Regions from separate parts of the Homo sapiens genome. Here regions 2 and 3 are each linked to region 1. A link is a contact called in ENCODE Hi-C or POLR2A ChIA-PET data. All regions are on one chromosome and are shown on one strand. Each heading gives the region's core, a stretch centred on a gene start or an enhancer-like site at or near the end of the contact. The rest is flanking DNA. Distances are from core to core; before and after follow the strand shown. Region 1 overlaps EBF1 (EBF transcription factor 1). Region 2 overlaps EBF1 (EBF transcription factor 1). Region 3 overlaps EBF1 (EBF transcription factor 1).

The links. Hi-C counts contacts between places; a loop is a spot of excess contacts on that map. ChIA-PET counts read pairs that join two places held with the same protein, here RNA polymerase II (POLR2A). Pooled maps may share reads with other maps.
Region 2: a map of PC-3 shows a loop between it and region 1 (2.5-fold over the local background). The contact joins two enhancer-like sites. A Hi-C loop is called at or near these places in 1 of 168 maps with a recorded cell type or tissue (PC-3), 6 of 37 single-sample maps with no recorded cell type and 5 of 50 pooled maps. POLR2A ChIA-PET finds 5 or more read pairs at or near these places in 2 of 52 experiments (OCI-LY7 and activated T-cell).
Region 3: a loop to region 1 is called in a map with no recorded cell type, with 4 times the contacts of the local background. The contact joins two enhancer-like sites. A Hi-C loop is called at or near these places in 1 of 37 single-sample maps with no recorded cell type and 3 of 50 pooled maps. POLR2A ChIA-PET finds 5 or more read pairs at or near these places in 2 of 52 experiments (B cell and activated B cell).

What each region holds. Positions count from the first base shown.
Region 1 is chr5:158,847,009-158,850,332 of GRCh38, forward strand. All of the region lies in intron 6 of EBF1 (EBF transcription factor 1), which reads right to left. Among named protein-coding and RNA genes, the nearest start is that of EBF1, 250 kb to the right of the region's middle. Within about 2 kb of position 1,808, at least 2 of the 41 ENCODE cell types and tissues checked have a DNase peak (open chromatin) inside an H3K27ac peak, as active enhancers do; they include B cell, where a contact is called at or near this core.
Region 2 is chr5:158,694,144-158,697,895 of GRCh38, forward strand. EBF1 (EBF transcription factor 1) reads right to left here. Exons shown (of 16, transcript NM_024007.5): 16 at 1,777-3,752. Among named protein-coding and RNA genes, the nearest start is that of LINC02227, 290 kb to the left of the region's middle. RefSeq lists an enhancer at 3,628-3,752. Within about 2 kb of position 1,533, at least 7 of the 41 ENCODE cell types and tissues checked have a DNase peak (open chromatin) inside an H3K27ac peak, as active enhancers do.
Region 3 is chr5:159,049,881-159,053,446 of GRCh38, forward strand. The region is part of intron 6 of EBF1 (EBF transcription factor 1); the gene reads right to left. Among named protein-coding and RNA genes, the nearest start is that of EBF1, 48 kb to the right of the region's middle. Within about 2 kb of position 1,656, at least 23 of the 41 ENCODE cell types and tissues checked have a DNase peak (open chromatin) inside an H3K27ac peak, as active enhancers do; they include B cell, where a contact is called at or near this core.

The sequences.
Region 1 (3,324 bases), core at 558-3,057:
ATCTTGGGGATCCCAGGGGGAGAGCATGTGGCTGCCCCTATTCTTGGCCACTGATTTCAAGAAGTTTACCTTTTCCACTGGCCAAGGTCCTTTAGATCTTGGGCATTTCTGGAAAGTGTTCTCAGCCTGAAGGGATGAACATGATCAACCTGAAAAGCATTCATTACCTCAGAGCTCAGAGTATGCCCTTGAGGGAAGGGCATCATTAGTGGCAAGAATTTAAAAAAACAAAATGGTTTTGTCATAGCACAGCAGCCAATGAAAGAATTTAAAAATAGTTTTAAGGAAAAGGACGCACTCCACGTAGGTCTCCTCATACTAGAAGTCAAATCTGAAAGGCAGGAAAAAGTCTTGAGACAGTGAATAGGTAGAGGACAGGACAACTAACCAGTTGCCAATGGGGAAAGAAAAAATTACAATTTCTTAGAAATGACACAGAGAAGGGAGGTTAGAGCAAGGGGGCTGTAGCTTAACACTGACTTCTGGCTATCTGGCCCAACTTACTCCCCTAGCAATGTCTGACTGGAAATTTAAGAGAGAAAGAATTCTAAGTTCATGTGTGGTAGAGAAGATGTTTATCCTCACGGATGTTCTTTTACACAGATTACTCAAATGCCAAGTGTTTCTTGCCAAAACATATTAAGGTGCAAACTCTGGCCCTGGGCGAATATTTGAAGTCATCCTAATGATTTGAAATGTGGCAGAAATGAGGCAGATCACAAAACCAAGTGTCCGTCTGTCCTTCTTGGAACTGGGGACAGACTGAGGACACATTTGTTTTAAACTGTTTCCATTACAAGGAACCAAATTTCTACTGGGAATCATGGCCACAGAGTTCCTGCAGACCAAGGGACAGGTTTTGAGCAAAGGTATCAGGACTTGCACTTCTGGATTACTGGTGTAAATCTTTCCCCAGGCTGAAAAGGATGCACAGGCAGGTGGCAACTTTGCTTCAGTAACAGCGACCCACCCCACAAAGCCAAGCATAAAAAATGAGGCAGAAGGAGCCTCAGCTCCTCAACTTAGCAGTTACTACAGCAAACACAAGCACTGCACCATGTGTAAGGCCGTGTCCTGAGTGCTTTGCATGTATCAGTTTACTCTGTACAACAGTCCTATGAGATTCTACTTCTTTTCTCATTTTACAGATAATGCTACCAAGAGGTAAGGTAATTTGCCCAAGGTTTCCCATCTAGTAACAAGTGGAGCTGAGATTTGAACATAGGCAGTTTGACTCCAAAGCCCACATCCATTAAACTATATTCTTTACATGTTATATATATATCGTGGGATCATTGACCATTCTGGTTATATTCTTATTATCATCACCAGATTCATTCAAAATTACAACTGAAGCCAGCATAATCATTTCACTAGAAATGCCAACACTTTCACTAGATTATAGCCAATTATAAATTTTAATATTTTTTGAGTTTGCTCCCAACCACTCTCACCCTATTTGTGATCCCTCAAATGCATTTTAACCATAATGAAAGACCAGTGGGTGATCTGGTAACAGAACCAACCCAAATATGGAGAACAGTGGCCAAAACAAAACCAATGTAATCTGGGTCTCTTGGGAAGTGTCAATGAACATCACCATAAGGATTAAATTATACTATATGTAATTATGATAGTCACCAGTCACTACTTTTGTGTGTGTTTCATGCAGACAGAAAGCCAGGGGTTGAAAATGAAAGGCTGTTAATATCTCCTTGTTCAGTACATATGTGTTTAGCATTTTAAAGCAGATTCATTTAGAATCTCACGTTAGAATTTCACTTTTCCCTTCTAAGGACTCAGAGGGTTTCGATATTAACTTCCCCTGTGGAGGTGACAGATGTCAGAGAGAGATCAAGAAGTTCAAGTCCACAGTAACTGAGGCATACAGTTCTGCCTGGATGCTCAACTTATGATTCAAGACTTCAAAAAGTACAAATGTTCGTTGTCACACATTCATTCACTTACTCAACCAACAGACCTTTCCAGAGAGTCCAATATGTAGTGATGCTTCTCATTCAATACCAATTTTACTAAGAGCACCATGATTTTGGTTCAAGTTTTTCTCCAAAAGAAAAGTAAAAAAGAAGACAACTCTTTACATTCAAATTCCCAGGAAAACTTTTGACTCTTAGGATGATAGAGTATTCAAGTAATTGCCAAGGAAGATTGAATACTTTTAAAATATTAATCAGTTGTGGCTGTTCTGGCAGGGGCTAGATCAGTGAATCTTTCAAAGTCCCTAATAATGCCAATAATATGCTCTCCTACTCTTCACTTTTCAGCATTCTTTGCTAAGTCACACCAAGCTACATCCTGTGCCCTGAACATGAAATCTCCTTCCTGCCTTCACCATAGGCTGCCTCCCTGGATCTGAAATGCCTCCCTCACTCCCACACCATCTCAGCTTCCCATCATCCCACTTATCCCTCCAGGTGCGGTATAAATGTACTGAGCTCATGAAACCTTCCCAGATACCCAGAGCTAGAATTAATCCCTGCCACCTACACTCTGTTACAGCACTTGTCACACTTGGTCTTCACTGCAAGGCCTGCAGTTGCTTGTATAATGGTCTGCCCCTGCAAGACACCACGGACTTCTGATAGTGCCTTTCCATTCCTGACAGCTCCTTGCACAGCTGTACATGCAAAGCACTGAATACACAGCTGACTTAAACTACCTGCAAATATTAATGGCAGTTAGCTTTGAATTATAGCACAAAGATTATTTCTTTCTTCTATATTTTCTGACTTTTCTATGAATAGGCACTACTTTAATGAAATAACAAACAACTGCATTGTAAAACTTCAAGTGAATATCATTCAGCACAGAACCTAGGGATGTTGGCCCCATTCTACAAGGAATAAATTAGGAACTAAAGATTACGAGTGGCTTTCTCAAAGTTTCTATGCTCTAAGATTTACCATTTAACTCAAATGTGAACAGTTAAGAGCTATCCATCTCACACTCTGTAAAATGTACATCATTTATTAGTTTCATATTGCATAATTCATACATGAGTATCAACTGGGAAGGCTCCACACCATTGGTGTCCTTAACTTCCTACTTAATATTTTAAACTTTGATGTTGAGAAATTTTTATCTCCAAGTTAAACCTGCCATTGTTTTCCCATCATTCAAGTGTAACCCAAAGGAATAAAAGGCCATATAACTAAAGTCTGTTTAGTTTCTTCTCCAAAATTCTACAGACCATTCTGTTGACTTTTGTTGAAACCCTTAGTTAAAACTCTTAATGATTTACTATTTCTTCATTCAGCCTATTTTCTTAGGTTATCTATTTATTCATTCAGTCTGTCCTTATTC
Region 2 (3,752 bases), core at 283-2,782, 150 kb before region 1:
TTTTTAACCAGCATAGCCCCTATGAACAAATATGGGGCTGTGAGTTTATGAGCCTTGCCATAGGCCCTACAGGCAGGAACTATGGCCCATTTGCTTAGTGTACCTGGCAGCTAGCACAGTACCAGGCACGTGGTAGGTGCTCAGGACATGTTCTGAATTGAACTCCCAAGCCCCACAGTCTCATTGTGCACATCTGCACACTCCACTCACATAGTTTTTCTGTTCCTAAATGTACCTTATGTGCTCCAAAGCTCAGTGTTCTTACACCTCCCTCATTTCCTCTGCCTAAGGGGCCAGGCCCACCTGGTTAGCTCCTGCTGAGCTTTTATACCTCAGCTCAAATGTTACTTTCTCTGGAGCCTTTCCCAGCACTTCAGGTTAAATCAGATCCTGCTGCAATGTACTTTCAGAGCATTGTAGACATTTTCTTCATTACCATGATTCGTTTGTTACAGGCACTTGAGTGGCTGCTTAACGTTCATTTGCCCCACTCAAGTATGAGCTCCAAGTGGGTATAATGTCACCATGGCCCACCGATGTATCACCATGTCTTGCCTAGCACCAGAGGCATAGGAAACGCGCAAAGTTTACAAGCATGAATGAATAAATGAACGATCGAGTGAATGAGCACTTTCAAGAGGTAGCCCTTAAAGACTGTAGGGGCCAGCGTGTCAGAGGTGTGGACGTCAGCTGTGCTCTGTGGAGCATTGTGGCACACCTGTCTCAGCCTGGCCGACCATTCTAGCATAATTTGAATATAAGTGTGTCTTTTCTGAGATGGTGTGCATCCTGAGAAAAGGGGCCTCTTGTTCAATCTTTATCTTCTGCATCTAATACAGGAAACTATATCAAACACAGAATTCAAAAGAAACATATATTGAATGGCCACACTTTTCAGCAAGTTTCTTTAAAAGGATGGCAGCTTCTCTAACTTATATATCACTCTCTTTCATTACTCAAATCGGGCTATATTCCAAAGCCGAAACAGTGCCCACCACATGTGACTGTGTTGCAGCCATCCTATCACCTCTGGCCATCAAGTTTCCGTTGGCCTACAGCCTATCTGCTGAGTTTTTGAGGCATTTTACAAGTATCATTAACCTCATCATGTTCAATAACTGTAAAAGTAGGAAAATCATTGAGTGTGCATTTAGAAAGACTCATGATCATGATGGAATTTAAAGTGAAACAATTTTACATGAGTAGGTACCTATCTAGTATTTGTGGAATGTTTCACTCCTGTCCAACAGGAAAAGTATCTTATTCATGTGGGGTTAAAAAATATTGATAACAGAAGGCTCAGTTCACACATGCCTCCTCATCAATGAGCCAGGGCACATAATTAGTTGACCAGAAGGCTCGCTGGGATTAATTAGCAGCTGTGTGTGAAAAGCTTGGTTCAGATTTGTAGCACGAAGGATAGGGGTTCTAGAATGGCCACTTCCTGGATTCACAGTTCAATCACGCAGGAGGATCTCAGGGCTTGGCTGTTGAAGTTGCTGGGGGCTCTTGGCTCCTATATGGACCGGTGTGGGCATGTGCACATCCAGCTACCGCCGGCAGAGGGCAGCAGTACGCTGCGCGTGTTCAATTTGCATCCCAGATTAGCAAATCCCCAAGGACCTACATAAGAAAGAGGGTGTCCCAGCACTACCCTAATTCCTTTTCACTGGGTATCAAGACTGATCTGAGTCATTGCAAACACAGACCTTTTACATTATGTTGGACTTTGGCTCATCTGAAATAGAGAAATGAATACACAACTAGGAGCTGCCATCACAGACAGGAAGTAACTTTAATTAAATATTGTGAAAGTTGAAAAGTTTTTACAGCTTGAATTTTTGCAAAAAAAAAAAAAAAATTTAACAATCTCTACAGTAGTTAGGTTCTCTAACAATTGAACTGTACAGTGTGTGTCTATTCAAAAAGTTTTGATAAGAAGGTGAAAGGTTAGTAGATTTAGAGATGACTTCATTTAAGCTGCATCCTAGTACAATGTGAGGCCAGGGCAATGTTATGCAATCCAGTCATCCAGAAGCTGTATTTTTTCCCCCAACACTGAAATCTTAATTTAATTCTTCATTTCATTTTCTTCTTAAAGCCATATTCTGTATTTAGGGGAACATCTTTTATTTGTAAAACTTTTGTGGAGAAGAAAGAGGATCAGAGGGCCAGAATGTCTTTTCATCTAATCAATAGAAATAGAAGCAACAAAACACAAATTATACACATTTTAAAGGCTCTTTGGACTTTCAAGAAGAGTTCTAACCACTGCACATGGCTGACAGATGGGTAGTGTCTGTTGTCAAGGTCTAAGCCGGACACCTTCCCGGCTGACCGTTCATTCCTTCAGAAACAGTTAAGGGGCTCACCAGATAAAATATGGCTTTAACTTGTGTACATCTTCAGGCCAGCGCTTACCACGCAAATTCAGATAACCTTTCTGAGTACCGAGAAGCAATGCGTCCACCTTGCTTACATTTTCCAGTTTTTTTTATTATTATTAGTCATCATTATTATTTCTCACCATGAAAAACAGCTTTCCTCCCTCCCCTACCCTCCCACAACTCCCCTCCCCCACCCACCCCAACCCATAAAAATCGCACTCTTGACAGCCTAGTGAAAACCATTGCAAAATCCATATGGGGGCATGCACAGTTGCAGCATTGTTGTAAATGATTTCTTGCTCTACTAGAAAAAGTTACATTGTCTTAAGGTAACAAAACAGTTCTTTTGTGCTTTTCGATTTCTTTGTTTTTTTTTTTTTCTTTTTTTCTTTTTCTTTTTTCTTAGAATGTTAGTGATGACTGACAGTTCTGGTGCACAGTTACAATGTACAAGTGAAATGAATATGATTTGCATTGTTAAGGCATCCAATCTGCTGGTTTATATTTATGTGAAAGACAGAGGAAATATACAAGCAGACTTAAGAAAGAAAGTATGTTCATTGATTTCTATGAAGTTTCTCCCTAGAATTTAATGCACAAAATGCGTCACTCCAAAGGGAGAGATTCCATGCATATTAATAGAGTAAAACAGCATTAGGGTTGTTTTGTAAGCTTCCAAAGCAAAGGATACATTTTTTTTTAAATCTACTGAACTAAATACTACAAGAATAATATGCTACTATTTTTTTTTTTTTGCCATATATTGGAAAAAACTTCTTAACTTACAAATAATACAAAAATAGACAATGACTTTTGGGTGGAAATTAAAAAAACTGAAGCATGGTTTATAACAATACTAAAAATAACTATAAATGAAATGTTTAAAAATCACATTGAAACAGCTAATACAAGTGTAGGTGACCAAACAAATACGCACTTTTCACGTAGCAAACATACACAATAAAATAAATTGGGGGTGGAAGGAAGAGGAAGAAGGGAAAAGCAATGTACAAATTCGAAAGATAAATACATTATTTATATGGATATTTTACAAAATCCCCTTTAAAACAAAAAGCCTTTTAATTAACTTTGCAAGTATGTGCAAGCTAAAGGTAGTGAGCTTTTTTTCTTTGCAAAATACGCAGTAAAATCTTTTTGTGATATTGAAAAAATGTCTTAAGACATTAAAATGTATAAATAGAACAACAACTTTGGCAAAAAATCACAAAAAAAAAATCTACAGTATTTATAACTACATACAAAAACACAAGAGCAAAGAAAAAAATATCAGGCAAATGCATCCTCAGAGCTTTGCTGCATCTTTGCTATTAATTCTTATTTTTAAGAACACTTCCCAGATAATGA
Region 3 (3,566 bases), core at 406-2,905, 200 kb after region 1:
TGTCCTACAAAACTAACTCTCTCCGACACAGCACAGCAAATTCATTCAATTTGGTGGGTCCTAACGCTTTCTCTTTCTCTCCCTCTAGAGGCAGAAAATGAAGCACTAAATAAGGTTTAATTTCACGGCATTAAAAACAAAACCAAGGATAAGCCACTCTGACAGGAACAGAAAGCAGGCCTTGGAAGAAGGCAAGGAGTATGTCAAGAAAGTGGATACAGGAGAACCAGGGGACAGCGGGGAGAGAAGTAAACAAGAGGTTCGTTTCTCTTTCTCTCTCTCTCTCTCTCTCTCTCTCTCTTCTCTCTTTTCTCTCTCTCTCCTCTCCTCCCTCTCTCTCTCCTCTCCTCCCTCTCTCTCTCCTCTCCTCCCTCTCCCTCTCTGCATTGCTCTTCCTCTGCCCCTGTATCTATGACTCTGTATCCCTGTCTGTCTCTTCCTCTTGTTCTCTCTTGACTTCTACCCCTCCATGCTTCCCCACCAGGACCATCAGTCCTCCCACAAGGGACTGTCTCCCCTCCTGCCCAGGTGGCTTCTCCTACAAGAGGAGACAACAATAAATTTCCAGGACAATGTACGTGGTGTGGGTGTGATAAACATGTCACCAGAGACAGCAGATGTCCCTTGACTTTAGTGACTTGGCCTTCAGAAGCCCCTCCTTTCTCCAGCTCCCCTGGGCCCCTGAGTCTCAGTCATAGCTCTCAGAACTTTGGTCAACTGTGCTAGGCCACCAGTTACTTTCTGCACACAGGCCATAAGCATGTTTGTAACATACTTGTGCATGAACTCCCTTATAAGGGTTGACTGACTCCTGCCTCCGTTCATCCTGCTAGCCAGTCTGGCTGGGTTCAGCCAGGAGCCCTCCTTCCCCGCCAAGGCTTAGAAGCAAACTCAGAAGAAACCCAGCGGCAAGCAAGAATTGCTCCCGGAGGGAGTAGTGGGTACAAAGCTGGGTGCCTGTGCTCTTTTTAATTCCCCATTCTGGCAAAAAGAAAACCTCAGGTCTGACTTTAGAGCCTTTGACACATAATTGGTAGCCAATTTTCCTAAGTGGTGAGTCAATTTTCTGCTTGTGAAATGTAACTTTACCCTGGTGAACACCAGGCCCCAGGGTTTTCAGTGTGGCTTAACAGCAATTATACGAATGTTAGGAAGGGGGGAAGTGTTAAAGTCCCTACATTTACATTTGTTTTTTATGTTTTTACCTCTTAAAGGGATAGGAGAAGTCTCCTAACCAAGTAACCTATGAAAAACTCACCCAAAGACAGGCACAGGATATCCTGGGAAGGAAAACCATTTTGAAGCCGCACCACAAAGGGTTCCTTTTTTTTTTATTTTAATTCTCAAATATTCTCACAAGTAGTGAGATGTCACGGGGAGGGCACAACATTTAGAGGTCAAGGCATCCTTTTCCTGGTTCCCCTTGGGCTACTTTCTTTGCTCCCACCCTGTCCCCTCTCTCCCCTCCCCAGCCCCCCAAACAAATCCCCCGGTGAGCGCTAGGCCCCGCCTCGGGCCGCATTCCCTCCCCCTCCCCCCCGCTCCCGCAGCCCCCCACCCCCCCACCCCGCCGCCCGGCGGCTGACGGCTCCCGCTCCACATGTGCGACTCGTGTTTCGGCTTTCGCTGGCGACAAACTGGAGCCGGGGCCTTTCCGCTTAGGAGGAACTCGCTACGTGTCGCTAACAACAACACAAACACCGCCGGCCCGGCTCGGTGCTCCGCTGCCCACAGTGCGCTCGGCACCAGGGCTGGATTTATAGCAAGGAGCCCCGACTGTAAGAAGTAATTCATGAGTCCCCACAATGCCACTACTGAGAGGCATTCAGAAGGGGGGGCAAGACACGGGGTGTTCCTGCTCCGTGGCCTCCATCCCAGCCGATCCCGCTTTGCAGTTGTGCACAATCACAATCGCAGCCAGCAGTTTGCCCTCATTCATTTTGCACTTTTTCTTAATAGAGTGGGAGAAAGTCATCTCGGCCACCACCACCCTTTTATCACAATTTGTTGAAACCCCAAGAGGCTTAAAATACGTTCTTTTGCCATTTATAGTTGTAACAGTATTACATACAAATGTGTACACAAATCTGCGTGGTGCACACATACGCACAGGCTCATAAGACACACGCAAAAAAATTATTATTATTATGGGCTCTTCTGGAAGATTTAGTATATTTGTTTCAGAAAGACGTAAGAATTTTAATAAAACTAAACCTTATTTGAGAAGTATCTACCATGAACGCAATTTTGGAAAGGTGCAATAGGAACTAAATAACTGCTGTTAAAAATCATTTAGCTGAGAAAAATATGCATGCTAAGAATTCCACCAAAAAAAAAAGACATTGTATGCCACGTAGGTATATGTGTATTGCTTAGCAGCCACAGAAAACCTCCTATCTCAAATCAAAGAGAAAAACACTACACGTGAAAACTATCCTTTGGACGATTAGACTCCATTCCAAAAGATATAGAAAAAAAAAAAAAACCACAGCAAAAATACACACATGGATCTTTGTACCAGATTCTGTATTAAAAGATTGCTTGTCAGGTCCTATGACTACCTCCCCGAAGTCTGCTCTGTGGTTACAAGGTTTGGTGTTCAGTCCTCTGCAAATCAGTTCGGGGTTTCTCTAAATCTGAGCCACAGCCTGTCAAGATGATCCTTTGCAATACCAGCCTTTTAAATCCCACACTTTTGTTTTTTCTCCCTCGCTCTCAGAGGAATTGTCCTGCCTAGGTCAGCCATTCTAAGCTGGAATTCAGAGACTGGACGGATCCTTTACCATGAGAATTTGGAGCTGCAAACCTTCGGCAGAGCCCTGGGGAGGGATAATTGTTTTAGTGAAGCTCACTGCCTCCTCAGTGGTCCGTGAGACCCTGCTGAGCGTGGCTGCTTACCTTTGGCAGGAACCCAGGGCAGGTTCAGGAAACGGTTCCGTGTTCCTGCCCTTAGCTTTGTGTCAATGAAGCCTGGCACATCTTTTTTGTGGTTGTAATTTAAATGAGACAACCAACTGCACAGCTGTCTCGGTCAAATTATGCAGGGCCATGTGGCCTTTCTTCCATCTTTAAAAAGTCTGGGGCACCTCTGACCATGTTTGAAGGAAGCCCAGGGGAGCAATGACCAACAAAAGGAATAGCGATTACGCCAGCAAAGGATGGAAATTTGCCTAAATGAATATATTAAGGGCTGCGCTTAGAAAATGGAAATGTTAGTTTTTAAATAGAGGCAGAATAGTGTTATGATTAAAACCCTGATCTTTGGGGTCAGACACTGCAAGGTTGGCATCCCAGCTCCACCACTTAATAGCTATGTTGACGTTGGGCAAGTTATTTAACCAACTGAAGCCCCAGTTTCCTCATCTGTAAAATGGGAGAAATAAGAATACTCAGCACATAGAATTGCTGTAAGGATTAAATGAGAGAATACCCAGAATTCAGCTAATATGTGGCTTCATAAATGGTTAGTTATCATCAGTAATTACAGTAATGACAATAACACATAGAACATGCAAAACGCCAATGCCAGTCACTGCCACACCAGTCATCTGTAACCAAGAAAAGAC